2 separate regions of the Homo sapiens genome follow, and region 2 is linked to region 1. The links are chromatin loops, found by intact Hi-C in ENCODE. Cell type or tissue: heart right ventricle. All regions are shown on one strand. Links, peaks and the distances in the headings refer to the core of each region. The heading gives the core; the rest is flanking DNA.

What was found. A loop is a pair of places that touch in the nucleus more often than their neighbours do. Peaks named below come from ENCODE experiments on the same cell type or tissue, not always from the same donor. Only the 100,000 strongest peaks of a DNase experiment are listed, where the experiment ranks them.
Region 2: a loop joins it to region 1, with 4 times the contacts of the local background. A loop is called at or near these places in 13 of 110 quality-filtered maps.

Annotation. Positions count from the first base shown.
Region 1 is chr18:27,139,090-27,147,488 of GRCh38, forward strand. CHST9 (carbohydrate sulfotransferase 9) reads right to left here. Exons shown (of 6, transcript NM_031422.6): 2 at 3,600-3,816. The coding sequence starts at 3,720. Among named protein-coding and RNA genes, the nearest start is that of CHST9, 42 kb to the right of the region's middle. In heart right ventricle, for the core only: no CTCF peak of the experiment used is centred there; DNase peaks (open chromatin) are centred at 4,674 and 4,995; H3K27ac peaks cover 2,191 bases.
Region 2 is chr18:27,052,352-27,060,750 of GRCh38, forward strand. The region is part of intron 2 of CHST9 (carbohydrate sulfotransferase 9); the gene reads right to left. Among named protein-coding and RNA genes, the nearest start is that of CHST9, 130 kb to the right of the region's middle. In heart right ventricle, for the core only: no CTCF peak of the experiment used is centred there; a DNase peak (open chromatin) is centred at 5,340; H3K4me3 peaks cover 619 bases; H3K27ac peaks cover 3,745 bases.

The sequences.
Region 1 (8,399 bases), core at 87-8,086:
ATATCAGAGCATATTTCAGATTTTTTGGATTCTAAAGTATTTTATTTTAATACGAAAAACCCAAGAAAACCAGGGAGGCTTAGAAAATAGTCCATATCTTAGATTTGAAAAGCCTCAAATAAAAGACACGAAGAAAACCTAAGAATTCTCATATATAACTGAAATATATGTGTGATCAAAGCCATTTAGATTTTAAAACCAGCATTACTTATAGAAAGTCTCAGGAACCAAACCAGCTCATCTTTCAAAGTTTCTTTGAGTGACAGTTCTAAAGTGTCCAAAAGACAGATTTTCCATTTTTTTAAACTTAACATCAAAGCACATATTCATATATTTATTTATTTAAAAAGAGATTGCCTTTAAAAATGCCTAATGCTCCTGATGTTATTTGAAACACACACACACACACACATATATATATATATAAAAAATAAATGTCTGCCTACCTAGAAAACTGCAGAATTTCAACTCACAGCACTAACCTAGTATAAGGCAGAACTTCAGATGGAAGTCTTCTTAAAGAATATTACAGTTTTTCGTCAGAGAAATAGTTATCTACAGGACTCTTGACTTTTACATTTATGCTTTTTGTCATGAGTAGTTTATGAAATATTACATAATTCATTTAAAATATATCAAGAATCAGGGAAAGCACTTCTATCAAAATTACAAATAAAATTTAAGAGAATAAATGGTAAGTGTTTTACCAGTCTTAACCAAGGAAAATAATTTTCCAACACTTGGGAAAATTATGAACTCAAGTTAAGATTTAATCTTGTAGAAGAAGTTACACATCTGTATGTCATTTAATTTACCAATTTCAGTGATTTTAAAACATCTGTACTGATACTACTGCATTTATAATTATATGCCTACATAATCCAGTGTTTTGGTTAGGAGACTCTTTCAGGGATTCCGACAATTAGGAAAACCTAGGTATGGGTTACACTTCAAAAACCTGTAGCTTTATAGCTACAGGTTAAGTCATTTAAACTTTCTGAGTCTCCCTTGCTTCATCTGTGCTATAGAGAAATAATAATATTCACCTTTTTCCTTCATGGAAGTGATACATTGAGCAGAGGCGTGGACCTCGTAGCAGTACAACCTGGGTTCAAATCCAGGCTTTCCCCTCTGCAACAAGGCCATGCAAAGCCTTGGATACGCCCCTTATCCCTCTGGAGTCTCATTTTCCTCATCTGTAAATTTAGAATAATACTCACCTAGTAAGATATGAGGATTACAGAAAATTTATGTAAACATTTGGCACTTATTAAGCTCTCCATAAATGGTAGCTATTAATGCTTATGGACACATTTGGTAAACTACATTTTATATGTATGGTATTATTAACCTGTTTCCTTAGATATATAATTTCTTAGTGACAGACTAAACACATTTCTGCAAAAAAGTAGTCTATACATATGAATATATTTTCCCTTAAGTATTAAAATCTTGCTGTGATAGTCTTTTTGTGAAATTTGTTATGAGACCATGATATGAGCAAAACTCAAAATAATGAGATCTTTTTCTTTCTTCTTCCTTTGCTGTATTTCAGTCTATAGTCTTCAGTGAATTTTCAATCCATTCATTCATTCATTCATTCATTCAACAAAAACTTACTGAAGGCTTACTATGTTACAGGATCTATGCTAAGGGTTATATTTCAGGAGGAATTAGCCTATATATTTTACTACAGGTGGTTTCATTAAATATGATGTTATTATGATAAATTATTTCAGTAGTATAGAAAAGTTAGCATAATAGTTTATGTAAACTGTAAAGGGAATTAAGAATATATTTTGACAATATGTTACATATTCTTTAGAAAATCATTATATGCAACCTCTTTTCACAAAGTTACTATATAAATTAAATACATCAAAAGTGTTGTCCAGGGGCAGTGGCTTACGCCTATAATCCCAATCCCAGAATTTTGGGAGGCCAAGGCAGGTGGATCACTTGAGCTCAGGAGTTCAAGACGAGCCTGGGCGGGGCACGGTGGCTCACGCCTGTAATCCTAGCACTTTGGGAGGCCTAGGCGAGTGGATCACGAGGTCAGGAGATCGAGACCATCCTGGCTAATATGGTGAAACCCCGTCTCTACTAAAAATTCAAAAAAAAAGAAATTAGCCGGGCGTGGTGGCGGGCGCCTGTAGTCCCAGCTACTTGGGAGGCTGAGGCAGGAGAATGGCGTGAACCCAGCAGGCGGAGCTTGCAGTGAGCTGAGATCGCGCCACTGCACTCCAGCCTAGGCGACTGAGCAAGACTCTGTCTCAAAAACAAACAAACAACAACAAAATAGACCAGCCTGGTCAACATGGTGAAACCCCGTCTCTACAAAAAATACAAAAATTAGCCGGGTGCAGTGGTTTGTGCCTGTAGACCCAGCTACTTGGGAGGCTGAGGCAGAAGAATCACTTGAACCTGGGAGGCAGAGGTTGCAGTGAGCCAAGATCATGCTATCGCTCTCCAGCCTGGGCGACAGGAGTAAAATCCCGACTCAAAAAAAAAAAAAAAAAAAAAAAAAGTAGGAGGATAAACCAAAGAAAGGAATTTAAAAATGGAAACAATTTTAAAAATAATCATAGTTGTAACTCAGTATTAAATTGTCTTTTGGAGAAGATTCTTAAGGGTTTTATATCTAGAATAACTTAAAAAAAAAAAAAAAAAAGAAAATGGGCCACAACTGGAGACAATCAAAAAATCATTCTTCTGCTTTTACTTTATTATCCTTAACAGTCATAAGCCATAGTCTATTTCTACCAATGGAAACCATCAGAACTTCACAAGATCTGTATGTATACATTTCTATGATATTCTAAGTTTTTTACTTTAATAATACTATATCATTATAAATATAATCATTTTTAACAGTAAGTGAGTGCCTCCAATGGGCAGCAATTGCAAATTGAAAGACAAAAGTACAAGATGAGCACAGCAGGGATCAGTAAACTATTGCCTGTGGACCAAATCTGGCCCACCAGCTGTTTTTGTAAATAAAGTTTTATTGGAACACAGCCTGTTCCATTTGTTTACATGTAATCTATGGCTGCTTCTTGATATATTAGCAGAATTGAGTAGTTGTGGTAGAGATGGTATGGCCTGCAAAGAGTAAAACATTTATGATCTAGTCCTTTATAGAAAAGATTTGCCAACCCCTCCTTTATAATAAAGGTATTAAATGATATTTATACCAATTTTGAGTATCAATATAAATTAAGACAGAATTAAAGGAGAGGCTGCTGTACATTCAGGGCCTTTTAGGCTTATGCCTGATGCTCCATGGACAGATAAGAAGTAGGATAAATGCTATACTTTTGGAGACAAATTCTCTACAAGCAGTTCTTGCTGGACTGTGGGAGCACTGCTATTCCCCCACTGAGATAACAAAAATTTCCATTGTTAAGCCACCAAACAAATGCCTACCAGAGTTGTATAATTTTCCTTCCTTTTAGGAGCTGGGAATTTTATCTTATGACTCATTTTTTGTTGTTGAAAATATTGTGATTCTCAATATATTAATAAGCATCACAACTAATTTAATTTAAAAATAGCTATTATTGTTACAATTAAAATAGAAGAAAAAGCACATGTGTTACCTGTATGTTGTTCTTCAATCCAGACTTGCAAATACATGAAGAGGAGTAGCCCAGCTACTCCAAATATCAGCACAGAGAGGAAGACTTGTTTGGGGTTCATGACCATTTCAGATGGCTGCATTTCTCCTTATTTCAGAATCTGAAGACCACATGATTTGTTTTCCCGTAAAACTTCAGTCTTTTCTTGTTCTCTAAGAGCCCAATTCCATAAAGTAACCTAGAATTTTAAAAAGAAATCTACATTGTACATTTCTGCTAATATTAATTCTCAAATACGGCATAAATATTCACTATCTCAACAAGGCTGAAGACTTAATGTGCACACTAATGCTCTGAAGACAGAAAAGACTGTAGTAGGTGTTCCTAGAATGGCAATTTTCTATTGCATACTTTTATCTTATCTAAGGAATGTATTATCCTACAGTTAATAAGTAACATCCTAACATTTAGTTAGGCAAAGTCTGGCCAGACTTAAGTCCTCCTGTATTGTAAAGTGTAAAGTAAGGTTTGGGATACCTTAAAATAATTGCAAGTAGGAAGAATAACAGAATGGGTTGTTAAAGGACGGGTTTTGAAAAACATGCTTGTAGAATGTAAGGAAAAATCACCTCCTGTCTTAAGAATATATAAAGTTCAAAAATTGAAGGTGTAATATCATTTTTCTCTCATATAAAGTAACAGATTTCTCCAATTTAAAGAGCACATTTAAAATCCTTCAGAGGCATAAAAAGATAAATAATAAAAGGTCAGGGTTCAAGGACCCCTCCCACAATAACATGAAATTACTGAAATCTACCTCAGATTACAGAAATCTACCTCAGTAATAAAGAGCTATTTTATTTTTTTAAAAATACTGAACAGATTTTCTTTTAGAACAATCTCGTTTAATATAACCTTAACCTTTTATTTTTTTTAAAAAAATTGCATCCTTTTTTGAGAATCTGATGAAAATGTGAGCCCTCTCTTTAGAAAAGATTTACAAAATCTTACATAAAATGCCAAAGTGTTCATGTACCTTCACTGAAACCCACATTAAGAATCCCTGTTCCCCAGTGAGAACACGTGGATGCAGGGAGGGGAACATCACACACCAGGGCCTCTTGGGGGATGGGGGGCAAGGGGAGGGAGAGCATTAGGACAAATACCTAATGTATGCGGAGCTTAAATCCTAGATGACGGGTTGATAGGTGCAGCAAACCACCATGGCACATGTATACCTATGTAACAAACCTGCACGTTCTGCACGTGTATCCCAGAACTTAAAGTAAAATAAAATAAAAATAAAAATAGAAAAAACAAACAAACAAAAAGAATCCCTGTTCCCAATGAACTGCCACACAAGTATGCAGTAAGCCGTGTGGTGAGCTCACCTAGTTAGCAGCCCGGCTAATGGGGCCAAGGTCACGGCTTTGTATCTAACGCTGGCCAGAAACCCTGGCTCAGTTCCTTGGCCACAGAACACAACCCCTCTGGGTGAGCCGAATAAATGTTTCTTAAATGTGAAGATATCATGCACATTGCTGCATCAAAAAGTTATCTCTTCTATTCCATTGCCTCAAAATATTTGAGGAGAGTCTTTGATGGAAAATATTGATTTTGCCTAAGAGGTGTTTTATGGGGTGCCAGTTAAAAGTTAAAAACTGCTGTGGGAAATTGCTTGTCTGGTTAAAGGATAATATTTAGGTATTCTTGGCAAAACCAATTTTCAGGGCTGGCGAGGTGGCTCATGCCTGTAATCCTAACACTTTGGAAGGCTGAGGCTGGAGGACTGCTTGACCTCAAGAGTTCAAGACCAACCTGAGCAGCATGGTGAAACCCTGTCTCTACAAAAAATAAAATAGATTTTAAAATTAGCCCAGCGTGGTGCCATGGGCCTCTAGTCCCAGATACTGGAAAGCCTGAGGTAGGAGGATCACTTGAGCCCAGAATGGTGGAGGCTGCAGTGAGCCATGATCAGGCCACTGCGCTTCAGCCTAGGCAACAGAGCGAGACTCTGTCTCAAATAAATAGATAAATAAATAAATAAAAAACAAAAACAAAAAAACTGTAGCTGATATCCATGATACCACATTTAACTTTGTGGTGATAGAATTCCTCATCTCTTAAAGGAGCTCAAAAAATGACCTCAGAAATCAGAACAAGAGATGACTCAATGGGAGCCCTCCTGTCAACCCTGCGTTTCTACAGTCCTTAAGGCTGGCTGGCATTTCCCTTGAGCCTGAAAGGTTGTGGCTGCAGTGAGCTGTGACTGTGCCAATGTACTCCACCCTGGGCAACACAGCAAGATCGTGTCTCAAAAAAAAATACAAAATAAAAAACCAGTTCTCAAACAAATGAGCTTCAAAGATAATGTAAGAATTCAGAATTAGAAGTGAATGTATTAAGTAATTAGAATGATTTCTTGATTAGAAAAAAAAACCCACCAAATAGTTAAAAGTTCTTATGCAAAATGAGAAAAATATCATGTCATGAATACTTCTTTTCCGTTTGTTTGTTTGTTTGTTTTGTTTATTATTTTTTTGTGGTGGAGTTTCACTCTGTCGCCCAGGCTGGAGTGCAGTGCCGCAATCTTGGCTCGCCGCAACCTCCACCTCCTAGGTTCAAGCGATTTTCCTGCCTCAGCCTCCCAAGTAGCTAGAATTAGCTGAGCCACACCCGACTAATTTTTGTATTTTAGTAGAGATGGAGTTTCACCATGTTGGCCAGGCTGGTCTTGAACTCCTGACCTCAGGCGATCCTCCCGCCTCAGCCTCCCAAAGTGCTGGGATTACAGGCGTGAGCCACTGCCCCTGGCCTGAATAGTTATTCTTCTTTATATTTTAACTCTGACCTGGAAGGGGCCAGGGTAAGAGCTGTTTGTCAGCGCTACCTAAGATGCTTTCTCAAATCCAGTTCTCTGAGTTCTCTGAGGAAGGGGCAACTGTTTAACATTTCACTAGTGCTTTTGAGGATTTCAGACATTTCCTTGATTCAGGTAGTAAAGAAAGTTTTTAAATAAGTAGAAGAGCCGAGAGTATTATCATACTGCTTATTTGATGGGTGATACTTTGCTCTTATATTGAATCTAAACTAAAATATTATGGGCTTCCAAACATATGTAACAAAGAACAGTTCCCGAGGGAGACTTGCAATTTGAGGTGTTCCAAATTGAATCCCTCAAGGGAAGCTATGAAATGAAGCCAGCTTTCTCTTCTCTTGATGCTGCCATTAAACAATGAACAGACATAATTCCTGGGTACATAAGAAGATTCAGAAAGGAGGAAACCAGTTAAACAAAATCTAGTACTAACAAAGAAATAGTTGTTTACAAGAAGAAAGAGACTTTTACAATCTGTCTACATAATTAAAACTTATCTCAGAAGAGAAAAGGCTAGAAGAAAACTCATAAATCCAAGCAGAGCCACGAACCTGTGGGAACGGTGGGAGTAAGAGCCAAAAGGAGTACTCCTCGGGGGTTTGCAGAGGAAAATTATTACCTACGATGCTGGAAAAAGATTAAGAATTTGCCCTTCCTTTCTTCAGGAGATGTTACTATCCTCTGACATATCCTCCTGGGTGAGAAAGCAGTAGAAAACCCATAATTGTTATTATGGCAGATGTGAGTAGGATTGAGTGATTAAAGCCACAAGGCAGAAAGGCAATCTGGTGTAAAATGGAGAGATATGTTTGATTTTCTCCCATCTCAGTCCATTAACCCAACGTTGGCGTTAGGAAATGGCTCTCATTAAACAAAGGTGAGGTGGTAGGAGCAGCAGGATTGCTTTAAGCAAACCTGAAGGTCAGCTGTGATGGGAAAACACACCTATTTGGAGATCATATATCTATCTCCAAGCCTGCGGAAAAAGTGCAGACTACTGGAGATTTAAATTACTTGGAATAATGCTGCTTTATGTACGAGCATTATACATTTCTACAGCCAAAGGCTTCCTGTATTTTGTACAACTCCTTCTTCTCCCTTCCCATAAACAGAATATCTTGAGCCTAAAAGGTACTTAAAAACTTGTTGCATTGAACTGAATTTGGAGCTCCAATAACAAAATACAGGTAATTGATACTTTTTATAGTTGTATTTGTAAATCCTTAGTCCTAACCTCCAAATGAAGAAACATGGAGAAATACTAAAAGATAGGGTCGATGTTTCTTTGTTAAAAATATTTTCATTTGCATATCTTTTTATTTATCTCTAACAATTATGAAAAGAAATATAATTATTTCATTCTGTCATCTCTTTTCCAAAAGTTTAAAAATTATTTTTTTAAATAATTGTGGCTACAAACGGAAGTATTTTGGGACTTAAGTATAGCAATAAATTACTTGCTGAAGACAATTCACATAAATTAAATTATGAGTTTCCCAGTTTAGCAGACATTTATTTTTTTATTTTTATTTTTTTGAGATGGAGTTTCACTCTTGTTGCCCAGGCTGGAGTGCAATGGTACGATCTCAGCTCACCACAACCTTCACCTCCTGGGTTCAAGGGATTCTCCTGCCTCAGGCTCCCCATTAGCTGTGATTACAGGCATGCACCACCACACCCGGCTGATTTTTTTGTATTTTTAGTAGATACGGGGTTTCTCCGTGTTTGTCAGGCTAGTCTCCAACTCCCGACCTCAGGTGATCCGCCTGCCTCGGCCTCCCAAAGTGCTGGGATTACAGGTGTGAGCCACCGCACCCAGCAGACATTTATGATTTTAAGGAAGGAGTGGTGGGGTTTTGGGGAATGTCGGTTTGGACCAAATGATGCAGGCAGTTTAGCAGAAAAGAAACCAGGAGTCGGGGGCTTGCTGTTCCCAGATGAGT
Region 2 (8,399 bases), core at 346-8,345, 86 kb before region 1:
GCACACACATACACACAAAACATCAAATTAGAAAAATAAAAATTACATGGTAGGACAGTACTATATTGATCCATGGACACAGAGATTGAACTGTTTAGATGGAGACGACCCTCTAGGCTTCCTTCTTTAGTATCTTTATCTCAGTCTGAATAGGTGATCTTATCTCTCATTCTCTCAATGTTCACTTTCCCCCAAAGAGACAACTGTGACACTACATCTCTAGCTCCAAAATCTACTTAGGTTTTAAAGCCTCTTGGAAATCTCTACTTGTGTCCTCCACTGCACTTCAACACATGTTTTTAACTTAAATAATTATAGTCCCAGTTTCTCTAATGACCAGTGATGATGAGCTTAATGTGGCACATATACACCATGGAATACTATGCAGCCATAAAAAAGAATGAGTTCATGTCCTTTGCAGGGACATGGATGAAGCTAGAAACCATCGTCCTCAGCGAACTAACACAGGAACAGAAAACCATACACCTCATATTCTTACTCACCAGTGGGAGTTGAACAATGAGAACACAAGGACACAGGGAGGGGAACATCACACACTGGACCCTGTTGGGGGTGAGGGGAAAGGGAAGGGAGAGCATTATGACAAATACCTAGTGCATGCAGGGCTTAAAACCTAGATGACAGGTTGATAGGTGCAGCAAACCATCATGGCACAGGTATTCCTATGTAACAAACCTGCATGTTCAGCACATGTATCCCAGAACTTAAAGTAAAGAAGAAGAAGAAAAGAAGAAGAAGAAGAGGAGGAGGAAGAAGAGGAAGAAGAAGAAGAAGAAGAAGAAGAAGAAGAAGAAGAAGAAGAAGAAGAAGAAGAAGAAGAAGAAAGAACAAGAAGAGGAGGAAGAGGAAGAAGAAGAAGAAGAAGAAGAAGAAGAAGAAGAAGAAGAAGGAGAAGGAGAAGGAGAAGGAGAAGGAGAAGGAGAAGGAGAAGGAGAAGGAGAAGGAGAAGGAGAAGATTTCATTAAAAAAAAAAAAGCAATAATTATAGTCCCCTACAAAACTGCTCATCCTTGGTGTCTGCTCAGGCACCCAAATATAAAACCTAGGAACCACCGTCTTCTTTCTTTTGCTCCTTCTTCCCATCTAATCTGTCCCTCAGTCCAATACATTCCCCTCCATCAGGACTTTGAGACATATCTTCTCCTTTCTCACTGCCATCACCCTAGTTCATGAACTTTATATCTGTTCCTGGGGTTATCTATTTTCTATGGGCTCCTAACTTGTTTGTTGGTTTTTTCTGTCATTGTAATCCAATCACTCCTAAACAGCAAACTCTACATTTCTTAATATAAAATTTATGACCTTGGACAATTTGGCCATAACTTTCCTTCTGCTGTCACTCCTCAAGCATCACAGAGAGGAGTTAGCCATTACACCAGGAATTACACCTTCACCCCAGTTCCCCATTCATGCTGTTTCTGCTTCCTAGAATGTCCTGTCACACGGCTCCTGCCTATCAAAACCCTATTCAGCTTTTAGAGCTCAGCTCAGCTGCCAGTCCTCTGTGAAGTCTTTTCTTTTGTGCCAGCTCCCCAAACTCTCCATGCCCTGCAGAGTGAAGCACCCTTCTTCTGTGCTTCTGTAACCTTTCATTTACTCCTTTGCCATAGCACTAATTCTTATTTTGGTTCACAATTAGTTGTGTGTTTGTTTTCCTGACTGGATGGTGGCTTCCTTCAGGACAAGTCGAGAGTCCCATATCGTTCTCTCTCCTGATGTCTAGCACCGTGCCTTAAACACAAATGCTCCAACTCACTCTGAAATGCTGGAGAACATGAAGTCAATTTTAGTACTGCTAAAATGCAGTGAAAGTACAACCAAGAATAGAGCTTTTAGCAGGTATGTATATTACAACTGACAACCAAGAAAACTATTATATTAGAAAAGTGGGTGATAAAATAATAGAAAGGCTTTCAGAATAATGAACACACATTCTGTCCTAGTTGTGCTTTATTTTATCACAGATTCTAGTTTAAAAACAAAACATTAAAATATGGTTTGCATCTTATTTCTGCTTAAACCTGGATGCAGCACTCCACTTGCGATGAATAAAAATGGACCATAACCTCATAAAAATTGAATTTGTAAGATAAAACTTTTTCCTTATATGAGAAAATTTATTTAATTGAACACTAAAGTTCCGCATCTCATGACTATTTATCTATGTAAACTGAGTCTCAATATTTTTAAAAGCTATTTTAGACTTGAGGTTGTGGATATTGTTTCATGGAGAAATATTACATATATGTCAATTTACAGTACATTTCAGTACTTCAGTATGGAAGTAGTCTCTTAATCACAGTGATTGTTTCTGATCTTTTAAAACCACAGGCACATAAATGGCAATTTGATGCTGTCTCACCAATAATGAGTATGGGCATCTGTATCATAACTCAGTATCTCATGTCACTTCTCAGGAGAAGGAAATTGTATATGTGTGTGTGTGTGCGTGCACATGCACACACATGTATGTTTATACACATTTATATGTACACTATATATATGTAGGTATATATATATGTACACACACACATATATACTATATTTTCATGCTCAACTATAGTCTCCTCTCTAAAATATGTTCTCTCTTCTACTTGCTTCCATCTTTTTATAATAAAGTCTGTTGTGGTATCTTATGAAACTTGCCTCACCGCACTACCAATTTCTCAGTAGCCAATTCTGAGTTTGCGTTCACTTTCAGGCATTTTATCTGCCTTGCTCTGAGAGGTATTATTAATCACATCCTGTTGCTAGGATACCTGAGAATGTTCATTTATGTCTGATGTTTCTTTGGCAAAATGCACTATGAAGAAGGCATAGAATCATGACAATGAAAATTACTGTGCACATGCTACTTATTAAAAAAGGGAGGAAGAGCATAACCACCAGATAATATAATGCTAACTGCCATGAATTTTTTAATATCGTTTTTGTTTCACCTAGATTTTAAAGGAAAAAAAACTCGCAATATTTTTGGATAATGAGAATCTGTAGTGCTTCTATACTTCCGAGTTAACTAGAAAAAGTGGAAGGTGGTAGGGTTTTGGTTCTGTTCATTTCATAGGGATTTAAGAGAGGAAGGAGCTTGAAATGCTTCAAATGCTTCCTTTACAGACAGGGTAACTAGGTTATAGTGCTAGTTGATTTGCAGGGCCAGACCTAAAACCCAGGTCACCACTATTGCCATGTTTAGCTATTTTAATGCAAGATTTTTTAGAAAAGTGGGATGTGGAATTGGACAATAATAGTAAAAAAATGCCTTTATCAATATATTAAAATAATTTCAAAATTAGTGCTGTCTTGGGTGCTAGTACACCAAAAATTCCTGCTTATTGGTTGTCATGAGAGAATATGGATACATAAAATCCACCTCAATGCAAGATTTTCTTAGTCAATTTCTTCCTACAGGAAATAGCATGATATAACAAAAGGAACACGGATTTGGAGTTCGATGGACTAACTTCTCATCCTACCCAGGGATGCTTGTGAGCCATGTAATCTGGGAATGAGGTCTTGAGTACCTTCTCATTACATGTGCTTTTTCTTCTCACCTCTTCTCTCTTTCGTGTGTGTGTGTGTGTGTGTGTGTGTATACACAAGATACGTTTGGCATATCCATAAGCCATATATAATCAGTCTCTAGGTTTTAAAAGTTGCAGGAATAAATTATTTAAAAAAATTTTCTGCAGACTAGCTTTTTATTAGTCAATTATTGTTTATCAAATTATTTGTTTGAATGAAACAATTTTTTTAACTTATAATTATCTAACCACAATGTTTCAGGAGTAAGATACTTGAAAGATCTTGCAATTTTCTTTTTATCAGGTAAGTATTTATTTAGTACCTACTATGAGTTGGGCATTCTATTGACACTTAAATATTTCATTTAATTTTCCCAGTAAATGACTTTCATTTTCTGATGGTGAAGGCAGGCTCAGAATCTTTTTTCACATGCACAAGGTTCCAGTTAGTGAATGTCAGAACTGGAATATGAATCCAGAGATTTTTACCTTTTCTGTGCTTTTTAGCTGTGGTGATTAAGGACAATTTTGTAGAGTGGTGAAAACTTTGAGTTGTAGCTCTACCACTTGATCACTGTGGGCTGTGGGCACCTCATTTTAATCTAAGGTGAATTGTTTTTTTCTGGAAATGGGAGTAATACAAGTACCTACTTCACAGGGTCACTGTGAAGATTAAATAAAATGATGTGTTTAATAATAATCTCTACATGTTTTGAGTGCATAACACAACAATATTTATAATGCTCTCACCTTGGTGCCTGGGACATAGCAAATAGTACATTGCTAGGTGCTCCTCTTTATAAGTATTCTGTATCAGGTTGTCCTTAATAGCATATAATAATTCTTTATATCCTTAAGGTCGATGACTTCCATTATGAATATTATAAAGTTGAGACTTTGGGAGTTTTCTGATATGTTTACATCACCTCCCTCTCTTCCCTTCTTTTTGTTTCCAAGGAAAAAGGGGCTTCCCATTTTAGTGGATTCCCTTTCTCTCATCCTCATGTCCTAACTCTTTTCAAATACAAATTAGTTTGATGAAAACCAAATTTACATGTCAAAATTCTCCCCAGTTATGAGCTAAGATCATATGATTTTAGGATGCAGGCTTTATGGCTTAAATTCCTATTCACATTTTGGAGTGGCCACCAACTGTGGACTGCCAATAGTCTAATGTGGTCTGAAGAGAAAGGGAGAGCTGCTCTAGAAATCAGAGACCTCCCTGCCAGAACTTGTTCTCTTCCACAATTGGTAGTAGAATCTTGAACAAGTAACTTGGCTCTTGCAAGATTCAATGGTCTATTCATTTAGATAGGTAAATGCTATCTTTCAATAATTCCAAAAGAAATTATGCAAACAGGGATGTGAAAGGATTTTATGTACTACATTGTAAGAGGAGGAACAGAGAAGTTTAACTGGGCCAATTTGAAAACCAACTGGTCTGTAGAAGTCTACATAAAACTGTAGAAACTGCATAGCTTCTGTGTGGTCAATGGTATAAAAGAATGAGGAGTTTATTTTATAATTTATGGCTGGATTCATGCTGCTGATTAAACACCAGCCTCCGCAGACATTGAGGATAGCCTCTATATGGCTGTGAATCCTCTCTGCCCTCCTGCAGGTTTAGATAAACTCCACTTGCTCCTGTCTGTTTCTATTTGCTTAGTTGATATGTTGCTAGGACGCTTAGGCAAAGAGAGCCATTATGAGCACAGCGAGTACTGTGAGCTCCAGACAGTGTGTACTGAGATACAAAAACTGGCCCTTCAGAAACATATCGATACAGATAGATCTGGGCTTCTGAGGTCGGCCATCTGCCTTGGCAGGGCTGACTCTCCATCTGCACTCCCCAGCCCTGGGGTCTGCCATCCGGCATAGCGTGGAGAAAGCTTGAGAAGGACTGAATGCTCAAAGATTTGCAGGCGGCTGACCTCTCTGTAAAGAAATAGTAAAATCAGTATGAGAAACAACAGTTTTAGGTTGTCTTGGAAATTCCCAAGTACAAAATTTCTTCCCACTGAGATCTACCCGACAAGCACGTAATTAATGTGACAAACAACAGCCCCTTTCAGATTCCCAACATTGGTCTGGCTGAATTAAATCTTAGAGTAAACCTTTTGATATTCAGGATCTCATTCTGAGGCAGTCATTTCTTGGCAGAGAAGATTTTTGGAAGACCTTTAGAGGTTGAAGTCAGACTGGCAATAGTAAATACCTAATTATTGCCAGGTTTTAAATAGCTTTGCAAAATAGGAATGCTAGTCTTAATTGCGTAAGCTGCAGCTACTGACTAAAGGAGGGATGTGAGCATTTGTACTTTCCTCTGAGCATTGAACGTGTTTCTAGTAAGTTAGGTGTGAGTAGTCACTTTTAAATAATATAATATTCTAAGTGTCTTTGGTGTGTTTATTATATTGAGAAAAACTGGAATGAATTATTTTGTAAAATGACAAATCTTTTCATAATGTTTATTCACTCCTGTGCTAGAAAAAAATGATAACACATTAAGAGTTAGAGTTTAATTCCCTTCCCCTCGAATCTCTGCAGGCCTAGTAACTTGCTTACCCAGTCGGATACAGCAGAAATGATGTTTTTCCAATCCCTAAGCTTAGGCCTTGAGCATCAGGCAGCTTCTACTTTCCATCTTTAAAAACGTGCTCCAGACACCATGTAAGAAATCAGACAACCCTAAGACCACCATGCTGTAAGGAAGCTCTAGCTAACCACACATGGAGGCCACATGGAAAGAGAGCTGCCTGAACAGTATGTGACCAGCTCCCAGGTGTTCCAGCCATCCCAACCCAGGGACCAGATACGTGGGTCAAGAAACCATTTTAGAAGGAGATTTTCCAGCTCTAGTCACCTCAGCAAACGCCATGTGGATTTGAGACAAACTGCCCTGCCAGACTTTTCCCAAATCCCTAAGCCACAAAACTGCAAGCAAAATATCATTTTTATATCATTAGGTTTTGTCATACTTGGTTACACAGGAATAGTCAAAACAACGCTTTTCTTTTTTTCATAATGAGAATATTTATTGACATACATATCAATATATATTGATATTTTTTTTCCTTTGAAGCAGGGCTCACCTAGATTCCTTCTTTCCTAAGAGGGTTTGTTCAATATACCTATAAATATGTTCTATTATTCAGCATTTTAGCATCTAAAATTATTCCTTTTCATGAAAAAAGAATAAAGCCTGTTATTAGGAGTGCAGTTAAAGCACAATTTCTATAGATTACTACATATTTTGTTTTATTAGAGTTTTACAATTTTACCCTGTAAAGTGGAGTAAAAGTAAAGTGGAGACTTGCCAGTGGTCCAGCACATCAGAACTTGTAAACCATCAATTGGGGTACCCATTTGAAACAATGACATTAAAATATGTATCTAGGCTTCGAAAACTTTACCATATATTGTTAGAATTATGTAGAAATCCTCTGAACTGAAACACTCAAAAGATTCAACACAATTTATGGTAAATAATTTAAAATAGTCTTATTTTCCCTGGGTAGATTTACTTCTAAAGGATCAATTAGTGGAATCTATATTGAATTAAGAGTTTTAATATTATTTAGAGTTAATTTTCTGTATGAAGGCAACAACGGGAAGCATTTCATTAGGAAAGGTAATGATATGAGTCCAAACAGAATCTATGCTTGTGAAGTCTGAGTTTGTTCACTTTAAATAGCAATTTATGTGGCTAATGAACACACAATCCTGCCTAGATTTTCATCTGGGGGAAACAAGGACATTTCATTGCTCTTTTTCCCCACACTCTTAATCATCATCTCATTAGCTTGTGGAGAAAACTGGTGGAGGCCAGAGGTGAGCTTTATTTTCTTCTTTGAGATGTCAGTACAGGTTTTAATCCCGCTAGCCCCAAGTTTTTCCTTTTTTATCTTGAAAATATCCTCTTCACACTCATCTTTTCCTTCACATTGACCCACGTCAAAGGTTTGGGCCTCAGACATTCAGGGAAGCCGATATTTCATGGATAGAAGGAAGAAAACATGAAAAGTATGTTTAGATCAGTGGATATTGATTAATTGCTTTCAGGCCTTTACAGGCTACTTTGTAAGCTTGTAAAGACTATCCCCCATAAACTTGGTTGAATGGAGTTTACTAGGAAAATTGTTAATTGTCTAGTTCATTTTAGGTGTAGAAGAGGCTCCCCACCACTTGGGCACTTAGGAGAAAACAACCAGAGCACATCTTGTTGAGTGTCTATTATGTGAGAGACAGAAAGATAGGTACTTAATGTCTGCAACGCTATTGTAAAAAGTAAACAAGAAATTCACAGTCAAGGTTCAGGGAGGGGCCCTAGAGAAGAGGCTGTGGACTGGTGCAACTGCTAGGGCCTTCAAGTGGGGGCTGGAAGTGGGCCTGTACCTAATAATAGAGACATGGAGGAAGAGACACTCCAGGAGTGAAGAGAAATATTGTCTGAATGCCTAAGGCAACAAGCTATTTTCTGGAAAAATCTTTTATTAGTGTTCAGTGTGAATTGCTGACTTCAGAAAAAGCAAGCCAGGCACTGGCACAGTGCAGCTCACCAGAAGGGCGGGAAGTAGGGTACTCCAGGGAGTGGGTGCGGGTGAGCTCCAGGAAGGAGAGTGGGAATGTTGAAAAGAGGGTCCCAACTAGATGCAGTCACTGAGAGCTAAGATTTGCACAAGACTAAGAATTTGGCATTGTCAGGGAAGGGCAGTAACTTTCTAGCTTTATTTACTGTGAAAAACACAACTGAGTGCCTGTCCACAGTCCATTCTCCTCTTTTTCTACTCTGGTACCCAACCCTCTTCTCACATGACATGCATAAAACATGTAAACTAATCATCGTGGTCCCCATCT